6 separate regions of the Homo sapiens genome follow, and regions 1, 2, 3, 4 and 6 are each linked to region 5. A link is a contact called in ENCODE Hi-C or POLR2A ChIA-PET data. All regions are on one chromosome and are shown on one strand. The core of a region is the stretch at or near the end of the contact, and the rest is flanking DNA. Distances in the headings are between cores, read along the strand shown. Region 1 holds the start of DVL3 (dishevelled segment polarity protein 3). Region 2 holds the start of FAM131A (family with sequence similarity 131 member A). Region 3 holds the start of POLR2H (RNA polymerase II, I and III subunit H). Region 4 holds the start of PSMD2 (proteasome 26S subunit ubiquitin receptor, non-ATPase 2). Region 5 holds the start of KLHL24 (kelch like family member 24). Region 6 holds the start of CAMK2N2 (calcium/calmodulin dependent protein kinase II inhibitor 2).

The links. A loop is a pair of places that touch in the nucleus more often than their neighbours do. ChIA-PET counts read pairs that join two places held with the same protein, here RNA polymerase II (POLR2A). Pooled maps may share reads with other maps.
Region 1: a loop to region 5 is called in a map of gastrocnemius medialis, with 6 times the contacts of the local background. The contact joins the promoter of DVL3 here to the promoter of KLHL24 in region 5. A Hi-C loop is called at or near these places in 1 of 168 maps with a recorded cell type or tissue (gastrocnemius medialis) and 7 of 50 pooled maps. POLR2A ChIA-PET finds 5 or more read pairs at or near these places in 1 of 52 experiments (activated CD4-positive, alpha-beta T cell).
Region 2: a map of ascending aorta shows a loop between it and region 5 (5-fold over the local background). The contact joins the promoter of FAM131A here to the promoter of KLHL24 in region 5. A Hi-C loop is called at or near these places in 2 of 168 maps with a recorded cell type or tissue (ascending aorta and sigmoid colon) and 11 of 50 pooled maps. POLR2A ChIA-PET finds 5 or more read pairs at or near these places in 1 of 52 experiments (activated T-cell).
Region 3: a loop to region 5 is called in a map of CD8-positive, alpha-beta T cell, with 7 times the contacts of the local background. The contact joins the promoter of POLR2H here to the promoter of KLHL24 in region 5. A Hi-C loop is called at or near these places in 2 of 168 maps with a recorded cell type or tissue (CD8-positive, alpha-beta T cell and naive thymus-derived CD4-positive, alpha-beta T cell), 5 of 37 single-sample maps with no recorded cell type and 17 of 50 pooled maps.
Region 4: a map of naive thymus-derived CD4-positive, alpha-beta T cell shows a loop between it and region 5 (27-fold over the local background). The contact joins the promoter of PSMD2 here to the promoter of KLHL24 in region 5. A Hi-C loop is called at or near these places in 2 of 168 maps with a recorded cell type or tissue (both naive thymus-derived CD4-positive, alpha-beta T cell), 4 of 37 single-sample maps with no recorded cell type and 16 of 50 pooled maps. POLR2A ChIA-PET finds 5 or more read pairs at or near these places in 2 of 52 experiments (BJ and activated T-cell).
Region 6: a pooled map shows a loop between it and region 5 (3-fold over the local background). The contact joins the promoter of CAMK2N2 here to the promoter of KLHL24 in region 5. A Hi-C loop is called at or near these places in 1 of 37 single-sample maps with no recorded cell type and 1 of 50 pooled maps. POLR2A ChIA-PET finds 5 or more read pairs at or near these places in 1 of 52 experiments (BJ).

The regions. Positions count from the first base shown.
Region 1 is chr3:184,153,838-184,157,575 of GRCh38, reverse strand. It overlaps DVL3 (dishevelled segment polarity protein 3), which reads right to left and starts at 2,199. Exons shown (of 15, transcript NM_004423.4): 1 at 1,780-2,199. The coding sequence starts at 1,940. RefSeq lists enhancers at 1-737, 738-1,615 and a silencer at 1,953-2,302.
Region 2 is chr3:184,335,596-184,339,478 of GRCh38, reverse strand. FAM131A (family with sequence similarity 131 member A) reads right to left here and starts at 1,879. Exons shown (of 6, transcript NM_144635.5): 1 at 1,761-1,879; 2 at 950-1,092. The coding sequence starts at 1,848. RefSeq lists an enhancer at 726-1,337 and silencers at 3,136-3,205, 3,129-3,329, 3,246-3,675.
Region 3 is chr3:184,359,550-184,363,516 of GRCh38, reverse strand. POLR2H (RNA polymerase II, I and III subunit H) reads right to left here and starts at 1,807. Exons shown (of 6, transcript NM_006232.5): 1 at 1,371-1,807; 2 at 1-644. The coding sequence starts at 24. It overlaps CLCN2 (chloride voltage-gated channel 2), which reads left to right and starts at 1,912. Exons shown (of 24, transcript NM_004366.6): 1 at 1,912-2,100. The coding sequence starts at 2,038. It overlaps LOC124906311 (a long non-coding RNA gene), which reads right to left and starts at 3,190. Exons shown (of 3, transcript XR_007096193.1): 1 at 2,760-3,190; 2 at 2,567-2,653; 3 at 2,206-2,298. RefSeq lists silencers at 138-317, 378-647, 718-987, 1,548-2,137 and enhancers at 3,255-3,766, 3,767-3,967.
Region 4 is chr3:184,296,966-184,300,490 of GRCh38, reverse strand. PSMD2 (proteasome 26S subunit ubiquitin receptor, non-ATPase 2) reads right to left here and starts at 1,250. Exons shown (of 21, transcript NM_002808.5): 1 at 1,090-1,250; 2 at 584-640; 3 at 47-211. The coding sequence starts at 1,224. RefSeq lists a silencer at 1,243-1,582.
Region 5 is chr3:183,633,805-183,637,842 of GRCh38, reverse strand. KLHL24 (kelch like family member 24) reads right to left here and starts at 2,220. Exons shown (of 8, transcript NM_017644.3): 1 at 2,050-2,220. It overlaps LOC107986162 (a long non-coding RNA gene), which reads left to right and starts at 1,234. Exons shown (of 2, transcript XR_001741042.2): 1 at 1,234-1,308; 2 at 1,559-3,680. RefSeq lists silencers at 815-1,144, 1,195-1,514, 1,705-1,774, 1,785-1,894 and an enhancer at 2,315-2,374.
Region 6 is chr3:184,260,258-184,263,856 of GRCh38, reverse strand. CAMK2N2 (calcium/calmodulin dependent protein kinase II inhibitor 2) reads left to right here and starts at 2,304. Exons shown (of 2, transcript NM_033259.3): 1 at 2,304-2,740. The coding sequence starts at 2,572. The region is part of intron 2 of EEF1AKMT4-ECE2 (EEF1AKMT4-ECE2 readthrough); the gene reads right to left. RefSeq lists enhancers at 450-1,212, 3,098-3,599.

The DNA of each region.
Region 1 (3,738 bases), core at 950-3,449, 520 kb before region 5:
GACTGACAATGGATTTAAAGAAAAATATTAAGTAACAGTGACTGGATGTAATGGGGGCCCTCTTAAAACTGCAGTTAGGCCTTGGGATTGGGAGAGCAGCCCAGAGTTGTCCAGGCTTAGGAGGCAGGGGCCAGGTCCAGTGGGTCTGGAGATAAGTACAGGGTGGAGAGACAGCCTATCTTAGTCCCTCAAGGCATCTGGATCTGAGGTGGCCCCAGGGCACTGGACTCTGGCTCATCTTCCCCCATTCCTTATGTGGAGGCAGTAGCTTGATCCCTTCTAACCCTATTCTTCTCTTGCCAGGCCAAAGTATCCACCCCCTCACCCAGACCCCTTCTAGATCCATCCCTCCTCAGAATCTTCCAATTAGAGGTGTCTGTCTCTGGGCTGAAGGCAGACAATCATTATCACACCAGGAGCACCCCACCCCAGGGCAGGAACAACAACAGAAACAAGAATAGTTAGAATCTACAAAGCACTGCCCACTGTACAAAGCACTCTCACACACATGATTTCAGGGGCTCATCCAACCCTGAGTTCCAGGGCAGAAGGTGACAGCAAAACATGCCAGGCATTAGACAGAAGGTGCTTGCTTCCTAGTGCTAGGTGGGCCAGGGGCTTGGGAGAGAAGCCAGACAGATGAACACTGGGGAGAAGAATGTCTCCTCTTGGCTGTGGGGCCTCAGCTCCAAAGAGCAGTGCAGGCCTCAGGCTAGGGCTGGAGAGGCAGCCTTCAGGCCTGGAGGGGCCTTCCCCACCGCCTCCAGGCCCAGCGCCCAGTTAGTGAGGCGGCAGGCAAGTGTGGGCGCCTCCCCCTCCCCCAGTCTCCTGGGAGTTGGGGGGGTTCGAGGGGGATCAGCCAGGCCCCCCTCTTCCCAGGCCAGCTGCTTCAGAACCTTCCGGCTCCAACATTCCATCCCCTCTTAAAGGGAAAGTGACTGCTTCCAAACTGTGCCTGTCCAGATCTCTGCAGCTGGGTGGAAGGGAAGACCCCACCAGGGAGGGGAAGATAGAGAACACCAAGAAACTCTTCCTGGCTATCCCACCCAGGCCCCAGGCCCTTCCTAACGTCTCTCCACTGGCCACCAACTGGAGGAAAAAAGCCCGAATTGGAGGAAAGATCAGCACCTGGGTCAGTGAGGACTACTCCGCAGGGGTCAGGCTCTCTGTTCCGGTGACAACACCCACAACAGCCCACAAAGGAGAGGGCAGGCAGCTAGATAAACATCAGATCTGCAGACCCCGCTCGCGGCCAGGCGCCCGAGCACCCCCGACACCCCTCCCCCAGCTCAAAGTCCCAGCAGAGCCCTCAGATGCAGCATACTCCAAATATGGCTGGGAGCTGTGCTGCTGAAAAGATGAAGGGGGCGAAGAACGAGGGCCACACGACCCAAGTCTGTGCGGAAAAAGGTGGCTCTGGCTCCTCGGCAGGAGGAGGATGGGGGACTCGGGCTCTGAAACTAGGTGGAGGGGGGGTGTGTCTGTCTCTGTGGGCCACTGGTCTCTGAAGAGGTAAGGGGACCGCACCGGCAGGAACTCTGATTGCTAGTGGGGAATTGGACGTCCCCTTAAACAAGGGAGGCCAACGTCCCCTCTTCAGAGGTAAACGGGAGTTGCTACTGGGGCTGGAACCAAAGGGGCCCAAATGGGCCGAGTCGCCCCTAGAAGTCAGAGCGGGGCTAGGAGCCGGTGTAGCGAGGCAAGTCGAAACGGACCGCGTCATCCCTTAGAAGCCAGAGCGGCCGGGGCTCCCGGAGGCGGGGCGGGGGCCATCCTCACCCGAAATCGTCGTCCATAGACTTGAAGAAGAACTTATAGCTGGGTCGCTGCAAAACGCCCTTAAAGTCCGCCAAGGTGACGCGCTCGGCGGGCAGGGGCAGCTTCACAAGGTACGGCGTCTCCTGCCCATCCAAGTGGTAGATGATCTTGGTCTCGCCCATGGCTCTGGCCTCGGGCCCGGCGGCCCGCGCGCGGCCTGCTCGGGCGGCCGGGCCGAGCCTCCCAGACGGCGGCGGCGCGCGGCGCGGCCCAGCGGCTCAACCCAGCTCGGCGGCTGCTGGCGGCGCCAGCTCCCTTGTTCTCCGGCCGCTACCGGGTCCCAGCGCCGCCCGCCGCCGCCGCGGCCGCCGCTTCCGCTCCCCACTCTCCCGACTGGACTGGCGACCGCGACTCTTCCGGTGGCCGCGGCCCTCCCGGCCCAGGGCTTCGTCCGGGCCCGCTCCCCTCCTCCGGCCCGGCGCGGCCCCGCCCCGGCGCGCCCCGCCCCCGGCCGCCGCGGAGAGGCGCCGGCGTCGCGGCAGATGGCAGGGTTTCCCGCCCACTGGCCGGGCCGCGGCGCTCCGGTCCCGGGTCCCTAGAAACGGAAGGGGAGATTCACCGGGATGGCGGCGTTCCCGGACCCCTGAAGGCCCTGACTCCGGACCCAAGTGGGATCGGCGACTCCTCTGCAGTCCAGGAAGAGTGGAATGCAGGGATTGCTTTGGTCCCCAGAAATGGTCTGGGGAAAGAGGGTGGGTCTGACTCTGGATCCCTGGAGGAGAATGACCTCAACATGGCCCTTCAGTGTTTCTTGAGAAGCACAACTGCTGTCACTGAGTCTACTAAACTGATCTCGAGAGAAGGACAGCATCCAGTTCTGATTCCTCCCTATAACCTTAGCGTCCAGTTGCAAGGTAGTGGTTTAATAAATGGGTTGAATGCGGAATAAGTGGGGCCCGGGCGCGGTGGCTCACGCTTCTAATCCCAGCACTTTGGGAGGCCAAGGCGGGCGGATCGCCCGAGGTCGAGAGTTCAAGACCAGCCTGACCAACATGGAGAAACCCTGTCTCTACTAAAAATACAAAAAAATTAGCCGGGCGTGGTGGCGCATGCATGTAATCTCAGCTACTCGGGAGGCTGAGGCAGAAGAATCGCTTGAACACGGGCGGCGGAGGTTGCGGTGAGCCGAGATCGGTGAGTCGAGATCCTGCCTTTGCACTCCAGCCTGGGCAACAAAAGTGAAACTCCATCCCCCCTCGCCCCCCCCCAAAAAAAAAGATAAGTGGATGCATGCATGCCTAAGACAGTAAGTCTCAAACCAGAACTCCAGAACTAGGTATAGCCGGTTCCTCACAGATCTCCTCACCCCTTAACTTTTAATTCATTTAATAAATACTGAAGGCCTACTGTGTATAAGGCATATCGCATGAGATATAGCGATAGCGAGACAGACAAGGCTGCTCTCAGGACCTTCCCTCAGCTGGAGGGAAGCACATAGGCTTGTAAATACATAACTTCAGAGTGACCACTGCTATGAAGAAGGTAAAACAAAGTGATGGGATAGTGACAGGGGAAGCCAGGCGCAATGGCTCATGCCTGTAATTCCAACATTTTGGGAGGCTGAGGCAGGTGGATCACCTGAGGTTAGGAGTTCGAGACCAGCCTGGCCAAAATGGTGAAACCCCGTCTCTAGTAAAAATACAAAAATTAGCTGGACATGGTGGCGCATGCCTGTAGTCCCAGCTACTCGGGAGGCTGAGGCAGGAGAATCGCTTGAACCCGGGAGGTGGAGCTTGCAGTGAGCCGAGATCCCACCACTGCACTCCAGCCTGGGCGACAGAGCGAGACTCCGCCTCAAACAAAAACAAAAACAAAACAACCAAAACAAAACGAGAAAGAGGTTTCTGATTGGTTAGAGAAAACTTCTTCCAGAAAAAAAGACCTAGAAATAGCAAGGATGAAGTGGCTATGAGAAGATCT
Region 2 (3,883 bases), core at 630-3,129, 700 kb before region 5:
CAAATAAATAAATACATAAAAATAAATAACAAAAAACAAAAACCCTTCTCCACCAATCCCTGTCAGCAAGCAGCCCGCCTGCCTCCAGGAAAAGGAACTCAGCTTTCCTCTGGGCCAAGAATGCCATCCTTACGTGAAAAAATGCTTGCCATCACTTAAGGCCCATCTCAAGTGTCACCTGCAAATAATGCTTTCAGCCGACAGCCTCTTCTTTTCTCTGACACACCCCGCCCCCATCATTGCCCTTGTCTGTCTCCCGAGGGAGCTCAGGATGGCAAGGCCTAAGTCTGATGCACGTAAGTTCCTAACTCCACCCTGTACCTGGCTCAGGGCTCCCTGACAAGCCCCAGCAAATGTTTCCCTCACTTAATGAAGTTGGAGGCACACATCCCTCCCCGGCATTGCCCAGCTCTCTTCTATCACGTTCCCGTCCCTCACAAGGGCAGCCAACACTGCCCCTTGACCTGAGGCCCACCCTCGATCCCTCCCCTTGGGTACCTGGCTGACAGGGCCCCCAGGGTGGCGCCAGTAGCCTCCAGCCAGGCCTAGGCGGGGGAGCACCTGCTGGGTGTTTCTTAGCTTGCTCTCCCTCCCTCGCTTCGCTCCCCTCAGCCGCCGCCATCCGTGCCCGGCGCTCCGCGCAGCTGCGGCCCAGGCCCAGAGAAAAGGTGTATGTCTCCCTGGCAACCCATCACCACGCAACAGGGTCTCCCGGGATACGGCCCGGGATGCGCTGACGTCAGCGCGGAAGGCGCGAGCTCTCCGCCTGCTGGCACAGCGCCGAGCAGAGCAGACCGGCACGGGGGCGGCCTCCCGGCCCGCCGCCGGATAGCGCCTCCGCCCGCCGGAAAAGGGAGCCAGAAGCTGGCTGGCCAGGCGTGGGTGGGGGCTGCAGATCCCCTTTATATGGATGACGTCCTCCTTCCCCCCACCACCAGGGGCCCAGCACCTCTGGCAAGTCCTGACTGTCCACCGAGGAAGGGCGGGAGGACCTGCTCCAGCCTCGGAGGGTTCGAGCAGATCCCAAAGAGGATAGAGAGAGACCCCGAGGAAGTTCGATCCACTCCACAGCCCAAGCGGGGTCCGAGGACACTGAGAGGAAGGGGAAAGGCTGTTGAGCTGTGCCCCTACTTCTGCAGAGATCCCCATTTTCATCCAGTATTGCCGTATCATTTCTCGGCCCCTCCCCCACCTTCCAGAAGACCAGCGCCCACTGAGTGCTCTCCTCAACTCTAAAAGCCCCCATCCCACACATCACTGACCCTCGGGCCCCTGGGGCCATTCTGTGGCAGCCCACTTGCCACCTTCCTGCTCTGGATAAATTTTGCCTCAAAACCCTAGGGTGAAACCAAACAATGATAAATTCTGACTCTCCTTCCCGTTTCCCAGCCTACCCATTCCTCTTGGAAAGCACACTGAGTTCTTCCGCCATCACTGTCCCCCCCACCACCGCCACCCTGGACCCTTTGCAGGAGGGTTGCCTTCCTTCTCTCTTCCTGCTGCCTTCTTTCCTCTCGCCAGCCTCAGCTGGTCCACAGCTCTTTACTCTTCTTTTCTGACGAACTCATGATATTTTTTCTGATTTTCACCCCTGTCCCCTGAAGCCGTTTCCTGATGCCCTGTCTGGCCCCAGCCTGGTTCTCCCTGTTTCAGCCTGGTTCTTAATATCTAAGCCAGAGTAATTTTCCTTTTCCACCTAAGCACCCTACTGCTCAGCTTCCCATCATCTCCCAGATCACATCCATGATCCCTGGTCTCACCTCTGCGACTTGTCTGACAAGTCCATCGTCCTCCAGGCCCTTCACGCTGCCACAGAAACATTTTGCCCAGCACAGAAATCATAGGCATGCTGGCTGTGTTGATGCAGAGAACCAAAAGCCCAGAACCGCTCCAGGCTCAGCTCCCAGTTCTATTCCTGTTTTGGCTCCGGATGCTGAGCCAGTCCCCTCCCCATTTGGAACCTGTGCCTAGTCACATAAGGAGAACATTCCTGCCTCATGGCTCTGAGGAGGTGGGAACACCAGGGCTCAGCCAAGCTCTCTGGGACTCGGGGAGCTGAGGCCCATTCCCTAGACAGTGCCAACAGGCAATGTACATCACAACTGACCTTTAGCTGGAGCAGCCGTCTCTATCCCTGAGCCTCGGCCAGCTGTTGGTCCCCAGAAATGCTACCAACCAGAAGGAAAACAGGAGGTTACAGGCCATCCCTGGCCCCCAACTGGTACCTAACCAGGGCTCTCGAGGCCAGTCCTGAGGTCAGCCAAACTCACCCCTGACAAGAGAAGGTGATGACTTCCTGAACTCCAAGCCTTGATAGGGCCAGAGAGATCAGAGCAGTCAGCTGCTCCTCAGCTTCAAAAGCCACGAGGTTAACTTAGGACTACAAATCCCAGAATTCCTCAAGGGAAGTACAAATCTCAGCCAGTCTTAGCTCCAAAGAACATCAAGTACCAACCACACCAAGGCCTGTGTGACTGACCACCTGCCCTGAAGGTCCAGGACCCATCCCAAACCCAGTCCTGCCTTGCCTTATGCGTGGAGAAATCCACCACACCGGAGTAAAGGAAGCTGGCCGACCTCTGATGCACAGGACTACGGCCAGGCCCGGTGTGCATGGCCACCCACGGAAACCGAGGCCCAGGCAGGGGTCAGCACTGTGGGAAGGAAGCCCTGATGGCCTGCCTCTGGGTTCCTCTTTCCCTCCACAGAGTAGAGTGATTTGTTTTTGCTGAGTGGGGGCAGGACATTAAAACAACTGTAATAGGTGAGAGGTGATTCAGTGTTCACAGGTGCCCCAAACGGGACCTCAGTCCCCCTTCGCCGACTGACTGAAGAGGGGAGTCAATGTCCGACAAAAATTCTGTGGTAGGGTGCTTAGCCAGGACCGAAAGGCTACCTCTTTAAGAAGATGGGGACACGGCTGGGAGAAGCAGGTTCCCAGCACAGGGCCACTCCCAGGACTGTGAAGGCAGAGGTGTAGGCGGAGGGGAGTGTGTGTGTGGGCGCGCAAGGCCAGTCGCCGAGGGCTGGAGTGGTGGGGGCATCGGGCTGCCCAGCCCCTCCCGGGGCTGTGCGTCTCCGGCCACCCTGAGCAGTGGGCACACGGCAGCCAGCGGCGAGACCATGCGTCTGCCCTGCAAAACCCCAAGGCAGGCAGGCCGTGGGAGCGAACCGGAGTCGGTCTGGCCCCTTCCCTGCTCATTCCCGCTCCCTCCTGTTGCCTGGCCCGCCTCCCGGTGCAGGCTCCTCCCTCTCCCGACACCGGCCCCCTCCTCAAGGCCCCCACCCACCCGCGGCCCGCGCACCGGCGGCCGCAGCCCGACTCCCCAACCCGTACCCGGCCTCCGCCTCTTACCCTGACCCGCCGGGCTCCGAGAGCCGATACAGCCCATGGCCGGGCACCCAGGCACGCTAGCCTGCGCTCGGGGCGCGGGCCATCGCCTTGCAGAGGGTAGGGTCGCGGCCACACTGGGGAGGGGAGAGCCCGTGAGAGGGGAGGGGTGGGAGCCGCGCGTCCGCCGCCGCTCCCCGGAGAGGGAACCGGGCCGGTGACGTAAGCGCGGGGGCGTGACCGCCGCGTCACCACCCAAAGTAGGCGGGGCGCAGCGACGTCACAGCCACGCAGAGGCGGCCTGGACCGGGTTCGAAAATGCCGGTCCTCTCCTCCCAGAGCCGACTGCCACCTGAAGGCAGGGGCGGCGAACACTCACTAAGCCAGCCCAGTCACACTACACGGGGTCGCAAAACCTCCCTTCATGCATCCAGCCCCTTCATTTTACAGATGACACCTTCAAGCCATAAAGGGATTCTCCAGCTATAAACAACCCGAAACCCAAAAGCCTTCCCCACACAGGGGCTTGAATCATTCTGGTAGGAGAGCAGA
Region 3 (3,967 bases), core at 558-3,057, 730 kb before region 5:
ATCCTCAAACAGGATGCCCGCCATCGCGAGGGGGCCACGAGAGCAGCAGAAGGGGTGAGAGCGCGACCACAGTTGGGAGTACGTGCACCCCCTAGCGTGGACAAGACCGGAGAGAACCAAAAGCACCTCCTGAAAGCGCGGCGGCCAGACGAGAGTGGCGCATGCGCACAAACAAGCGGTAACGCGACCACTTCCGCCACAGCCTCCCGCTCGGGGCTACTTAACTTCCGTCCCGAAAGATTGCTTCCGAGAGGCTTCGGCATTGAGGGCGGGTCTCATGTCCAGGTGGCTCTGCCCAGGGCGGGGAAGCAATAGGCTGTAGAGCGGGTTCTCGCGCTCCGCTGGGGCCCTACTGCGCCCTCTTCAGAGGCCGGGTTCCGAAGACTGGAATGCGTGGGGGCCTAACCCAGGCAGGGACCTTGATCCTTGGCCCAGAGAAGCCGGGCCCTAGCCCTACCCCGCCGGTCCGCGTGCCCGCCGAGGGCACAGTCCGCGCCGAGGGCAGGTGGAGCAGAACCCCGCCCCAGAGGTGCCCAGCCCCTCCAGCCGGCACCGAGGACCCCGGGGCCGGCCTGGGCCGGCTCGGCCCTGCTGGACGTAACCCGAGCCGGATCCGTCCAGTTTGGGAATTTGCCATGACGTCGCTATGGAGAAGAGGAAAGCCTGCATTGTCCCCTCCTCTCGTACTGCACCCTCCCACCACTGCCCTCCCTCTTCCCCCCAGGCCCTGCTCTCTTCCCCTACACCGCCCCTTCAGCCGGGCTCCCGCCACCCCCCTCCCCCGGGCATTACCCCTCCAGCTTAGTGCTGCGCGTTCCCCCTCCACTGCCTTCTCCTGGACACGGATCCCCTCCGTGCCCCTTCAGCCTGGCACTGCCCTGTCCCTTGGATACCAGCTCTTCCCTCACACTGGCCCTTCCTCCTGAGTGCTGGCTTCTATCACAAGGCCCCCCCTTCCCGGGCACTGCTCCCGCCCCCTGAGCCCCGCCTCTGCCTCCCAAATGCCCCTTACTCCTGGTGCTGGCTCTCCCGCACACTTGTGCGTTTCCTGGGCGCTGCCCTCGCTCCTCTCACACTATCTCTACGCTGCCCATCCACCCTGCGCGCGCTCCGCCCTCTGTTCTATCCTTCCCCAGCCCCTGATAGAGAACCCAGAACACCAGCAGGCAGTTCCCCCAAAGCGGAGGGATGGAAGCAGCGACTTGGGTTCCTCCTTGGGCCCAGCCAGGGAGAAGCGACCCACGCCCGCGTCCCAGGAGTAGACTTCCCGGCACCTGGAGCTCCCTTCCCTCCGGCCTACCCCTTCCGGTGCCCTCCCCAACCTCCACCCCCGCACACCCCGCAGGCCCGGTTGCTCCAAGTGCACCTACCCACGGGAGCCCCGAGAAAAGGAAGGATGAGGAAGACGGCCCCAACCCTCTCCGAATCCTTCCAGCTTTGCTTTTCACCCCTGACGGGGCAGAGGGGCCTTCCCAGGCCTGTCTGGGCCGCTCGTCTCTTCGGAGGGGCAGAGGGGAGGCGGCTCCTAACGGGCTGACCCGGAGGAGTCCGATGTAGACAGCTCCGCAGCCCCCAGCCCCAACCCCTACGGAGCTCAGGCGTCTGCAGCCCCTCCTGCCTGGGCACGGGGAACCGCGAACCCGGGCCGGCCCCTCCACGTGCCAGTAGACCCGCCCCTCCCGGGCGCCCCTCTCCGACCCGGGCATCCGCAGGGAGCCGGCGCGGGCTTGCGCCTTCCCAGCGCCCCTTGCCGCCTCTCGGGAGGCCCCGCGCGGACCCCAGCCTGGCTGGGCCGTCCCCTCCGGATGGGCCGGCGGGCGGAGCAGCGCAGAGGGCACCGCCCTCGGCCCGCCCGCCGGGGAGGGGACGCGAGCGGGAGGCTGCGCCAGCGGCGCCCGCCGGGGGCCCGCCGCACTCTGCTCTCGGCCTCCCGGGCTGCGGGGACGGGACGGCTGCCGGCGCGGACTTTGCGGGCCGGGAGCCGAGTCCAGGACAGAGCCGGAACCGCCGAGGGAGGCGAGAGGGCAGTGCGCGGAGATGGCGGCCGCGGCGGCGGAGGAAGGGATGGAGCCACGGGCGCTGCAGTACGAGCAGACCCTGGTAAGTGAAGCTGAGCTGAGCCCCAGGAGTGCGCTCCGGGACCCCTGCTCCAGGTTACCCTGGGAAGCGCGAGGACCAGGGGCCTACCCTAATCCTGTCCTAGCATTTTGAGCTGGGGAAACTGAGGCTTGGAAGTCTGAGGCTGCAGGGCCGAAGGGATGGAAAACTGCATGCTGGTTTCTGGCTGAGGCTGAGGGCCTGCAGAGGACAAGGACACCAGGTACTTGTCTCAGGTGTCCTTCCCCTCACCCCACAACATGCACGTTTTCTTTGCACCTCCCCTTCACCACCTGGGCCCAAGTCTCAGCACCCCACTGCCCCTTCCGCGGCACCATTCACACCATTGAACTTTCTCTACGCCACTATCTCCACCACCCAAGACATTCTCTGTGTCCCTGCCATGTGCATGGCACCATGCTAAGCATAGAATCGAGTGTGTAGAAAGATGGTCAGCCCCAGACCCTACCTCTGGAGGCTCCACACCCAGCGTTGGCTCCAGGAGCCCCTCAGTTGACTCTGGAAAAAGGTGGCTTGCCACTCTGGGGGACAGGAGCTTTAGGGAGGGTGGGTGAAGCAGGAATGGGTGTGGGAATTGGGACCTTTGTCTATGCTGATGCGGGGTATCCAGCCCCCACCCACCCCAGGGTGTGTCCCCTGACCTCATTAGAAGCAGGGGTCCTGGGCTCTGAGCTGACTTATCGCCCCCATTGTTACTTGGTGTTTGAGAAGCCACGTGACCCTCCTCATGTCACTGGGGTGGAAGACCCAAGCCCTAGGGAAAGGAAGGGGCCCGTGGTTCCTTTTTACCAGCTTGGGCTGGAATTTGCCCAGGAAGGTGGCAGGGAGGGAACGTCTTGGAGAGGAGAGGCTATAAGTCTGGGAGGTGCCCAGTTAGGAGAAAGTAGCTGGATGAATCAGGATGTCAGGGAGAGGTGGGAGTAGAGCAAGGGTAGAGGGGCCAACCCTTGGGATGGGGTAGGAGACACTTGCCAATCTGCCCAGACCAGGATAGGAGCATGGTCAAGGAAGCCAGGCACCTGGCCTCTGAAATGGTGCCTCTTAACACCAGCCACCTCTCCATCTCCGTCCCTTCCAGCTGTCTCTGGAATGAGCTCTCAGGGTCGAGCTCTGTCCCGGGCACTCTGTGCTCCAGCCTGCTCCCGCCCCCCTTCACCATCCTATCCCTTTGTCTTTCTCTCCCACTCTCACCTCCCTCCTCCTACACCGTGCTTGCCTCTTAATACTCTCCATTCTCTTCCTCCTCCGTACTTCTTCCTCTCTCATCCCCTTCTTTCTCTTCTCCATCCCTTCGCCTTCCCTCTCTTTTCTCTTCTACTTTCTCCTCTCTAGTTCCCTCTCTTCTCTTTGCTTTCCCTTTCCTATCTCTCACCCTCTCTCTGTCTCTATCTTTCCCTCCCTCCCTCCCCCCCATCCCAGCCCCAACAGGAGCCCTTTGTGTCCCGAAGCTCTGCGGGTGGCAGCCAGAATCTACTCCTCCCCGCCCCCCAACACACGCCCAGCTTGGCAGGTCTAGCCATGGTTCAGGCGACTCTCCCGTCCCATCACCCCAGCATCCACAGTCACAGCCCAGCCATCCTCAGCCTCCGCTGTCCCCCAACCCACCGCTGGGCTCAGTGCAGCTCCAGAATGGGGCTGAGGCCACCAAGCCCTCTCCACCCACCCTAAGTGAGAGGCTTTCCACTCCCAGCTGGGCTGGCAGGCTGGTGGGGGTGGCAGTGGAGAATGGGGACAAGGGGATTAGGGTGGGTGGGAGAGGTGCAGCTGAGTTGGTCACAGGCCGGAGGCCCAGCAGGAACGTGATAAGGATTGGGGCTGCGCCTGCTCCTGGGCCCAACTCAGCTGCCCC
Region 4 (3,525 bases), core at 1-2,500, 660 kb before region 5:
AAGGAATTCCTAAACTAGGCCTCCACCAGGTTTGAAACAGTTTTACCTTATTCTCCCCAGGGGCCATGTTCTCATAGATTTCCTTCAGTTTGCCATAGTGTGGACGCAGAAATTTGAGAGGCTTGGGCACTGAAGTCATGGAAGTTGTAGAAGAACGAATCTGCCTTCGCAATTCCTCCAGCGCTGGTCGATACAGGGATGTATCCTTCTCCTGATCAAGAGACGACAGGGCTCAGACAAAAAGGAGTCACACCCCTTCAAGTCATAATACAGAGATATTTAACTTAACAACTCCTCCAAGGAAATGCTGTGTCTTATTCATTCATCTGTGATTCCTCAACTCCCTGCACCCTGCCTGGCACAAAAACAAATGACCCAAGTTAAGAGGTAAGAACTCTGCTTCTCCCACAAGAGAAAGCTGCAAAACTGTACAAATACCCTTTGTAACTCTCCTGCCTCCCAACATCATCATAACACTGACCCTAAAATACAGTCCACCGTACATAGCAGTTGCCTCAAAAAAGAATAAAACAAGTGGGAAAGATCCAAACATGCACCGAATCATGTTAACATCGTGACTCACCCCTAGTCGTTCCACGAGCATCTCCAGTTCATCTTGAAGCTGTTTATCCTCTTCAGACTGGAGGGTTGGGAGAAGCAGCTCATGAAGAGAAGGAATCCCAAAGACGTCCTCCTCCCACTTACCCGGGGCAGGTGAAGAATAAGCCTGCCTCCTTAGGAGGGGCCAGGTGGACAAGGAAACCGAGTGGGAATGGGAAGCCCTGGTGAGAAATCAGCCTGGGTTCTGAATCAGGCTCTACTTGAATGCCACTCTAGGAAACGGAGGTGACAATGACCTGCCCGAGTCCACTTCACGCGGCGGTGGTGAGGGTTGGTGGGGACGGCGGAGGTGACAGCGCGGAACGGAGAATGAGGAGCAGAGAGGCAAGGTGCCGGGAGTCCCGAGGGTCGCCCCAACCGCCCTCTCCCTGGCGCGGTGGGGTAGTTGGGTGTCGGGCCTGAGGCCTGCGGAGCCGCCGTGACTCAGCCCCGCAGCCTCCTTCGCCGACTCTCGGGGTCGCGCCTCACCAGCTCCTGTTCTTTGTCCTTGTCCCCGGCATCCCGCCGCTCCTTGCCGCTCGGCTTCTCGTCCGTGCCGCCGGGGGCCGCCGCTGGAGACTGCTGGGGCTGCACCGGCGCCTTGTCCCGGCCTCCCTCCTCCATCTCCGCCGCCACTGCCGGCCCGCTGCGCGCGCACCCGCTCGCACCGCCCTTTTTCCCAGACCAACTCGCGCGCGTCGGTCGCGGCGCCCCTCCTCCTCCAGAGCCCGCCTGCGACCGGAAACGCCGGGGCGAGCCGGGGCGCTCGGCGACCCACCCACCCCCTCGGCCTGAGAGCCCCGCCCTCGGACCCCGCCCTCGGAGGCAGGTGGAGACTACAATTCCCAGCCTCCCCCGCGCCATAGTCGCCCCTGGCCCCCGACCTCTTCGGAGTTTCCTGAAACCCGCGGGACTTGGCCGTGTGGGGTTTGGGTTCGCTCACTGCTGTAGATGGGCGGTCTGCGAGCGGAGTTACCGAGTTTTACTCCGCCACAGGTTTTTCTCATAACGGTGTAAATAGAACCCACAGTGACACTCCAGTTGACTGCGTGGCGCGACAGACAAACTAGATTTCTTGACGTCCAGGACGCTTGATTGCCGCCTGTATAAAGTCTGTGTAACTGTGTCTAGCCCCACACCACTGTGGAATATTAACCTCATTTGGTTTTGTTGTTGTTGTTGCTTTTGAGAAGGAGGCTCGCTCTCTCGCCCAGGCTGGAGTGCAGTGGCGCGATCTCGGCTCACTGCAAACTCCGCCTACCAGGTTCAAGTGATTCTCGTGCCTCAACCTCCCGAGTAGCTGGGATTACAGGCGCCCGCCACCACGCCCAGCTAATTTTTGTATTTTTTAGTAGAGACGGGGGTTTCACTATGTTGGCCAGGCTGGTCTCGAACTCCTGACCTCAAGTGATCTGCCCGCCTCAGCCTCCCAAAGAGCTGTAATTACAGGTGTGAACCACCGCGCCCGGCCTATTAACCTCATTTGATATTCCTCCCCAGTTGAAAGAGAGTACTCTGCTATTCCCGTGGCTACCATTTTAAATACTTTGGGGAGCCAGGTGGAGTTGACATCGATCAATAAAGCCCTGTGCTCCCCGCCAAGTTCTGGAGCTAAAAGCAGAACAAGACAAGGTCTTCGTCCTCTATCTTCTCGTCTTTCCCTGTGAAGCCTTAGAGGCGTGTGACTGACGCGCTTATGTCAGGACTGCTTTCGAGTGATTCCATGCACTTCTTACAATCTTTTGAGATTGGTAGGGTTAGGTCCATTTTACAGAGAAGATCATATCAAGTAGTAAAATGAGGATTTATTTTTTATTTTATTTATTTGTTTTGAGATAGTGTTTCTCTCCTGTTGCCCAGGCTGGAGTGCAATGGCGCAATCTCGGCTCACCACAACCTTCGCCTCCCGGGTGCAAGTGATTCTCCTGCCTCAGCCTCCCGAGTAGCTGGATAAAGAGGAGTTTTAGAAAAAAATCCCTCTACAGATGACTGAAGAAAGCATGAAAATGTATGGACACCGTGAAGCCAGAGATAGAATAGGCAGAACAGTTATGGACTGTTGAATTTTTGTGCCACCACGCCCGGCTAATTTTTGTATTTTTAGTAGAGACGGGGTTTCTCCATGTTGGTCAGGCTGGTCTCCAACTCCCGACCTCAGGTGATCCGCCCGCCTCGGCCTCCCAAAGTTCTGGGATTACAAGCGTGAGCCACCGCGCCCGGCGGAATCAAAATTTAAAGCTCAGTCTTTCAGTCTTCAAAGCCCTTGACTGTTTTAGGCAAACCCCAGAGTTTCTTCTTCAGCTGTGTGTGTGTGTGTGTGCGTGTAAGGTGAGAAAAAAGGAAGTATCTCTTCTCCCTTTCACCTAGTGGGAACACTCAGGAGTCTTCTAGCAATCTTATTTTATGGGTTCTGACACATTGAAGAAAAAGACACCTAGTACAACATATCACAGAGTGAATGTTGGGTAAATGTTTGTGTAGATACGGAAGTAAAGGTCTGAATCCATTTTAAATACCTGTTGCTCTTTTCCACTCAGTGCTTGGATTCTAGGCATGACCTTCCATTGCCATTGCCAATGACTCCCCCAGCGCTGGTCTGCAGACAAAAATTCAACAGTCCATAACTGTTCTGCCTATTCTATCTCTGGCTTCACGGTGTCCATACATTTTCATGCTTTCTTCAGTCATCTGTAGAGGGATTTTTTTCTAAAACTCCTCTTTATCCATGACTTCCTTCTTCTTTTTTTTTTTTTTTTCCAGACGGAGTCTCGCTCTGTCGTCCAGGCTGGAGTGCAGTGGCATGATCTCAGCTTGCTGCAACCTCTGCCTCCCGGGTTCAGGTGATTTTCCTGCTTCAGCCTCCCAAGTAACTGGGACTACAGGCATGCACCACCACACCCCGCTAATGTTTGTATTTTTAGTCGA
Region 5 (4,038 bases), core at 971-3,470:
TACTAAACATACAAAAACTAGCCGGGCGTGGTGGCGGGCGCCTGTCATCCCAGCTACTCGGGAAACTAAGGCAGGAGAATCGATTGAACTCGGGAGGCGGAGATTGCAGTGAGCTGAGATGGCCTGGGTGACGGAGTGAGACCACTCCACTCCAGCCTGGGTGACAGAATGTGAGACCCTGTCTCAAAAACAAAACAAGTGTATTAAGTCTTGAGTGAATTCCTATATCTGCAGAAGAAAATCTGACAAAACGCAAATACCCTATTAACTCAAGCGATTAGAAAAACCATTTTCAACACACTATGGCTAAAAATGATTGGTCTTGAAGATTTTATTACCGTCAGCTTAATGTACAATTTTAAAACGACACAGTCGCAACCCACTTCTCAAACATTTTGAATTACCACGGGAATTAAAACATAGAAGTGTGTGACCTAGAATCCCTCAAACAAGGAAAACAACTCATCCGAGCCGAGTATGGAAGAATCTTTACTTTTTAGGGGAGTATCTTCAAACTATCTTTTTTAAATAGTAGAAATCTGCTTTTAAATCTCAGCCAACAACAAGCAGATTTTAAATCTATTTTACAACCCTAATAAAAACCAACCTCTTAGCTGGTGGACCCAGTCTGTAGCTGCAAATACAAAGACGTGATTTTTGAAAAGCTGCCCACAAGAGCAAGTGATTAATCATTAAAATCCACTAAAATCAATTGTGAACAGCCACTGCCTCAGGGGTGACCGTGGGGCCCCCTAAGATGTGGCACTGTGATCTATATTTAGCTATCTAAACACGTTTACAGAACTGGCAACAACGTGTTCGCAGGACTTCCTGCGAACCACCCGGCAGATAACGCGACACTAGTTAAAGGGTGTTAATTTTCCGGTCCTCGGAGGGCAGGCCACGGTAGCCGATCTCTGCGTGCCCAGAACTGCCTGCAGGATCAGGCAGCAGCAGCGGCGGCGGCGGCCACCGAGGCTACCAGCCGCCCGCAGCAGGGGCGGGAGCGCGCGCCTCCCGCACCCGCGCCACCCGGCTCCACTCGGGCCGCAGCTGCAAAAGCAGCGACAGCGCGCGCTCCCGCGCGTCCTCCAGATCACCTTCAAGGGGGCGGGAAGAATGGCCCAGGGCAGGCCCACCTAGTGACAATAAAAACTCGCCAATAAAAACTCGAACTCTCCCTCGGGTACCGCCCACAAGCTGCCGCAGGCGCCCAATCCCCGCCGCGTTAACAGTCTTCACCCGGGGTGTCCAGAACTTGAGGGCGGGTCCATTAGGAACTAAATTAAGAAACTGAGTCCTGGAGTGGTAAGAAGGTGGGGAGGTTAGGCGGGGACTGCGCCGGCGGAACGCCCGCTCCCCCGCCCGCCCCGGCTCCCCGGGGACGGCCGCAGCGGGCCGGGTGTCGCGATCGTGGTAAACAAAGGCTCGCAGGGGACGGGGGCGGGGGTAACGGTCAGGTGACAGTGCCGAGTGCATTTCGCAATCGCTTTAATGGGGCTTCACGGGCCCGCGGCCCTGGGGACCCCACCTTGACCCCGTCATTCCTCCCGGACAGAACCGACGGTCGTCCCACCAAACAAGAAGGCTGGATTTGAGGCGGTCGCACTCCCCCGGGCTTCCTGAAATAAAAAGCAGCGCCCCGTTCGCAGCCCATCGGCAACAAGCAGCACCCGTCTGCCCAGCCGCCTCCCCCGGCGGCGCCCGGCCCCGCGGCGACTAGCCTACCGCACCTGCGGCTACCCCCAGTCCCGGCAACCACCCCGCCCTAGCCAGGCCGCACCAGCCGCGCCGCGGTTCCGGGCCGTAGTGCCAGGAGGCGCGCGCGCCCTCCCTCAGGGCTGTAGCTACCAAGCGGGGGAGGAAGACCCCCCAGGTGAACCCTGGAGGCCCCTCGCCTCAGAAAGGGGCCCTGTAGCCCAGCTGCAGCCTCTCCGCAGACCGCCAGTCTGGCTCTGAGAGGCCGGCCGCCGCTGGCTGCCCTCCCGCAGACACCCCGGTGGTCAGGACCGCCGTCGCCCCTCCGCCCCCGAGGACTCAGACTCTGACCGGTTCCTCGCCTTTCGGCCGGTCCCGGAGCTGTCACCCCCGGTACCTCTCGGCGAACACTGGAAGCAGCCAGCAGTGGCTAACCCCGCGGTCCCTCAGCGGCGGGCGGCGCAGCGCACTCTCCAGCGCCGGCGTCTCCTCCAGCCACCAGTCTCTGCCGCAGCTCACAACAAAGGAAACATGTGACCGTCCGGGCCAAAACACTGAGCGTCAGCGAACCCTGGCCAATCCGGGTGGGCGTCCTCCGCCCCGGGGAACCCTGGGAGATGTAGTTCACGCTTCCCGGTGGCCTCCGGGGCCACCTGGGGCTCCCGCCGTGGGGTGGGTGTCGGGTGCCCAAGAGGACGAGACCCACCCAAAGGGCTGCTGACTCAAAAACACCTTGTTTTAAGCAGAGACAGTTAAAAAAATGCCTCTTGTGTAAGGAGCCGAGTGAGAAGCCAGAGTCGTTTCTTTCCTTCCCTCAAAGGCCCCTGCCACGTCCCAAGGAAAAAGCCCGCGATCAGCCCTTCGACTTTAAAGCTTGGGTCGAAGCTTAGAGAGCTTTTTATTTGACCCTTTGATAGACAATCGGAAATCAGGCCTGAGGGCCTGCAGGGTGGACGAGACTAAAACCCCAGTCCTTAGAAGGAGCAAGGAAAACCACCTCTTTTTTTTTGATAAAGCTGTTACTGTCCCTGGTATCAAATCCTAGGTTACCTTTTTATTTTAAACGCACATGCACGTCGACCAAAGCTGTCACAAATCCCTGTTTTCCAAGGTAGATGGAGTTCCTAAAGGACATTGTGTTGTCGTTTTGTGTCTGCAAGCTTTTTGTTTTGTTTCGTTTTGAGACAGAGTTTCGCTCTGCCACTCAGGGTGGAGTGCAGTGGCGCAATCTCGGCCCACTGCAACCTCTGCCTCCCGGGTTCAGGCGATTCTCCCGCCTTAGCCTCCCGAGTAGCTGAGACTACAGGTGCCCGCCACCACGCCCAGGTAATGTTTTGTATTTTTAGTAGAGGCTGTGTTAGCCAGGCTGGTCTCGAACTTCTGGCCTCAAGTGATCCGCCTGCCTTGGCCTCCCACAGTGCTAGGATTACAGGCATGAGCCACTGCGCCCCGCCTGCAGGTATTCTTTTAAAGGATGATTGCAACCATTTAACTAGTTTTTGGTTTCTGATACCAAATTTAAAAATCTCTATCTTCTACATGTCATGAATACCGTCATGCCTCTATTAAATTAGGCGTTGTGTTCTGATGACCAGAGGCGGAAATAATATGGAAGGCCTATATACAGGCCTTTTAAACATACTTTTTAGGCCTCTTTTCCATCTCTTATTCAATTATTTGAGCTATTTCTTCTGGTATTTATATATTTCCAAATAATGTATGACTATTTCCTATTAAGGAAGCTATCCTTCTCATAATCTGGTTAAATCATTAATGTTTACGCTAATGAGACCATGTATTTATTATTCATTGTTGAGACAAATCGTATACAATTTCCCATCTTGTATGGCTTTTGGTTTTCCTTGGAGTTTTAATAATTATCCTCTTTCTTTGCTTATTTTATTATGGATCTATCACAATGTCCTCTTAGTTTTTCTAAAACGATAAAATGCTTTCAATACAACTCCATATAATCAAACCCATCAGATAATCCATCGTGTGTGTATGTGTGTGTGTGTGTGTGTGTGTGTGTGTGTGTGTGTGTGTATCTGTACTTTTTTCTTAGAGTCATTGGTCCGCAGTTCCAATGACTGTTTGGGAAGCTTGCTTCTCTGTCTTGGGTCTTCCCTTCTCCAGCATCCTAGCATTTTCTTCTGTGATTTCGAGCATTGCCTCATATTTTGGTAGAGCACATTCCTCTTAAATAGCTTCCTAAGAAAAGGTCCATGAGAAGTAAATATTTTTGAACTTTTCATGTCTAAAAATATCATCACTCTATTTTACCTTTGAATGATGATGTTGCCTAATCATACAATCTAGATTATAAATTATATTTATTCG
Region 6 (3,599 bases), core at 1,055-3,554, 630 kb before region 5:
AGGAGAATCGCTTGAACCTGGGAGGTAGAGGTTATGGTGAGCCAAGATCGCGCCATTGCACTCCAGCCTGGGCAACGGAGCAAGACTCCGTGTCAAAAAAAAAAAAAAAAAAAAAGATGTTATGTGATTTTCTTAATTTTCCTAAAATTTTTTTCCTTCCTTCCTTCCTTTCTCTCTCTCTCTCTCTCTCTCTCTCTCTCTCTCTCTCTCTCTCTCTCTTTCTTTTATTGAGACGGAGTCTCGCCTCGCTTTGTCACCCAGGCTGGAGTGCAATGGCCCAATGTCCGCCAACTGCCACCTTTGCCACCCTAGGTCAAGCGGTTCTTGTGCCTCAGCCTCCCAAGTAGCTGGGACTGCAGGTGTGTGCCACACCTGGCTAATTTTTTTTGTATTTTTAGTAGAGACAGGGTTTTGCCATGTTGATCAGGCTGGTCTCAAACTCCTGACCTCAGGTGATCCACCCACCTCGGCCTCCCAAAGTGCTGGTATTGCAGGCGTGAGCCACTGAGCCCGGCCTCCTAAAATGTTTTAAGTACAAACGAATTAATTTTTTAAAACCATGATTATGGGTCCTTCAGTTCAAGGTCACTGAGAAAGTGGGAGTCAGGATTGGAACCCATTACTGGACAACTTCCAGTGTATGTGGAATTTTCTGGACTCTCTTCCAGTGACCCCAGTCTTCCGCCTTTATTGTCCTTCCAGTTTCAGGGCTCCTCTCACTCCAGGCTGGGCCTCCACCTCCAGCTGTGGCCCTCATCCCGGAGACTAGGACAGAGCAGAGGAGGGCTTCATAGTGATGGGCCCCCAGGCCTGGGCCCTTGAGTGAGGCTGGCATCAAGGTATCCTGTGGCATACCGCCCCCCCCATCCAGTTCCCTGGGCAGCCACCATTGCGTTTGTCCCTGTGTCTCCGGTATTAACACCTGGCGAGAAAGTGTTGGAAGGAGACCCACTACAAGGCAGCCTCACCAGCTGTGTGATTTGGTAATTTGGCCAGATTAAGGAAGGAAAGCGCGTTCGCCTGGAGTGTGGAATGAACGTACAGGGTGATCATTACCGTTTTCAGCGCTGCCGTCACTGTCGCCGCATGTGAGACACCCCCTCCTCCCCAAGGCCAGTGATTGCGCCAGAGCTCCTGCGCGCTGGCAAGCAGGTGACGCCGCGGGTGACGGCCAGCCAGGGCGGGGGTTGTGGGGGCGGGAGGCAAGGGGAGAAGAGGGCATGTTCCCATCGGTGAGGCGAGAACTCACCCGTGGTCCAAAGCAACGAGGGCGGGGGGCACCCTCCATCTCTACCGCACTCCCTCGGGGCACACACTGGCGCGCTCCGCGTCCTCAGGTGCTCCGAGCTTCCCCGCGTCACCCGCAGCCCAGGGCGCCCCCCGCGACGCCGCCATTCATTCCTCCTACACTGCGAGCGCACCACTCCAGAGCCGCGGGGGGCTACAGCCACCGGACTAGGGCTGGGGGTGTCTGCCCTGGTGCGCGCGCGTCGGCCCAGTTTCTATAGACCCCTCCTAGGAGAGACTGAAATACCCAGATTCAGGAGACGGAGACACTGGCACAGAGATACAGGAGTCAAGAATGGAGATAGATAGAGAAAGGCAGACACTTAAGGGACAGGCATAGACAAAGGCCATAACACAGCGAAAGAGATACGGGGCACAGAGACAGAGAGATACAGACACTTAGAGATGGACTGACACACACAAAGGCGGAGACAGAGACACAGACCGGCACTCAGAGGCGCACGGACCCTGACGATCTACTTAAGACCAGCAGAGCAACTAGTACAAGAGCGCGTCAGCGGCAAGGGCACCATCCCACTGGCCCGAGCTCTTCCCGCGCTGTGGGTTCGTGCCTTCCCCAGTCACCCTGTACCCGAGTCTCCTCCCCGCGCATTTCCCGCTCCCCGCTTTCCATTGCCAGCCCTGCGGCCGCCTTCCCGCCCCAACGCGCCCGGCCAGCTTTTGCCCTCCTGCTCCCAGTCCCCCTTGCACGCCTCTCCCAGCCTAGGGGTCAGACCCTCCTCCAAGCTCCTCCAGTACCAGGCTCGATCCCACCCCCCTTCGGTCCCGCCCCTCCCCGCGAGGTCCCGGCCGGGTTGGCTGGTACTATTCCCCAAGACCCACGTGCTGGCCATTCCCCGCCACAGTGCGGGAACCTCCCACTCCAGCTGCCTCTGTTCCCGGGGTAGCTGGGCGCGCTCCTGCCCCCGGCCCCGCCTCTTTCCCCTGGCCAGTGCCCGCCCCGCCTCCACCGCGCCCCGCCCGCCGTGCTCTGCCGCAGTCGGGCGCTCATCGTCATTCCGCTCTTGCCGCCGCCGCCGCCACCCCCGCCCCCCGCCCCCGCCCCCGCCCGGTCCCCGCCACCGCCGCCGCCGCCGCCTGCCCAGCGGCCCGGGAGGCGGAGGCGCGGGGGAGGAGGCCCCGCTTGGCTCCTCAGCCCCGGATGCTGCATGACTTCATCCTTCCGCCGGCTCCCCTGCTGAGGTAGGGCCGGTCCGGCAGCAAGCCCGCCGCCCGCGCCCCGCCGCAGTCCCGCTCCCGCCCCGCGCCCACCCCGCGCCCGCCATGTCCGAGATCCTGCCCTACAGCGAAGACAAGATGGGCCGCTTCGGCGCAGACCCCGAGGGCTCCGACCTCTCCTTCAGCTGCCGCCTGCAGGACACCAACTCCTTCTTCGCGGGCAACCAGGCCAAGCGACCCCCCAAGCTGGGCCAGATCGGCCGAGCCAAGCGAGGTACGCGGCCCGGGCCCGGAGTCGCCGCCTGACCCAGAAACCCTCCGCCGGGCGCCCCCCGGCTGCCGTTCCCCGCCGAGTGCCCGCAGCTCTTGCCGCAGACCAGCGCACCAGCCGCTCTCCAGCCCGGGCTGGAGGGGGGGGTCCCCGCTGCAGTGTGTGTCCCCCTCTTCCCTTCTCCCGGGAACACGGTGCCCCGGATTCGATGCTCGCCACCTCTGGAAGCAGAGCCCTGGCACCCGGGCGAGGGGGAGGGGCCGGTCGGGGCATTTGGGGCTGCACGGAAGTGGGAGCACGGGGTAACGGGCTGATTCTTTGGGATCAAATACTGAGTCGGTGGACAATACGAAGAACCTTCGGGTCGAGAGGGACGTCTAACAAGAGAGGGCAGGAGGCCGGGGGTCCGCTTGTCTTGGTTGTTTGCATGGGGAGGGGAGCTCTGTTGGTGCCAGGATCGGAAGAGGGGTTCCAGCGGCGAGAGGGCTCAGGTTGAGGAGAGGGCTGGACCAGCTGGATACTCGGTTTGAGCCCCATTTGAGCAGGGGGATCTGTTGAAGTGCGGGTTGAAGAGGGGGATTCCGTGAGCAAGAGGTTTCTGATCAACTCAGAGGGAGGAAGGCTCAGGTGGCAGGAGGGCTCGCACTGGGAGGGAGAATAGCTGGAGCCTTTGGAAGAGGGGCGTTCCGCCATCGGGAGGGGAGGGGGTCTAGGCTTGGCGGCGGGTTGGGTCTCCAGAAGAGTTCGGACGGGGAGGACACCGCGGCACAGGGTTCCGAGGGGCGTCGCTGGGCCACGGGCAGTAGCTGCGCGGGAAGCTAGGACGCGGGGCTCATTCTCATCGCCGCCGCCCCCCGAGGCC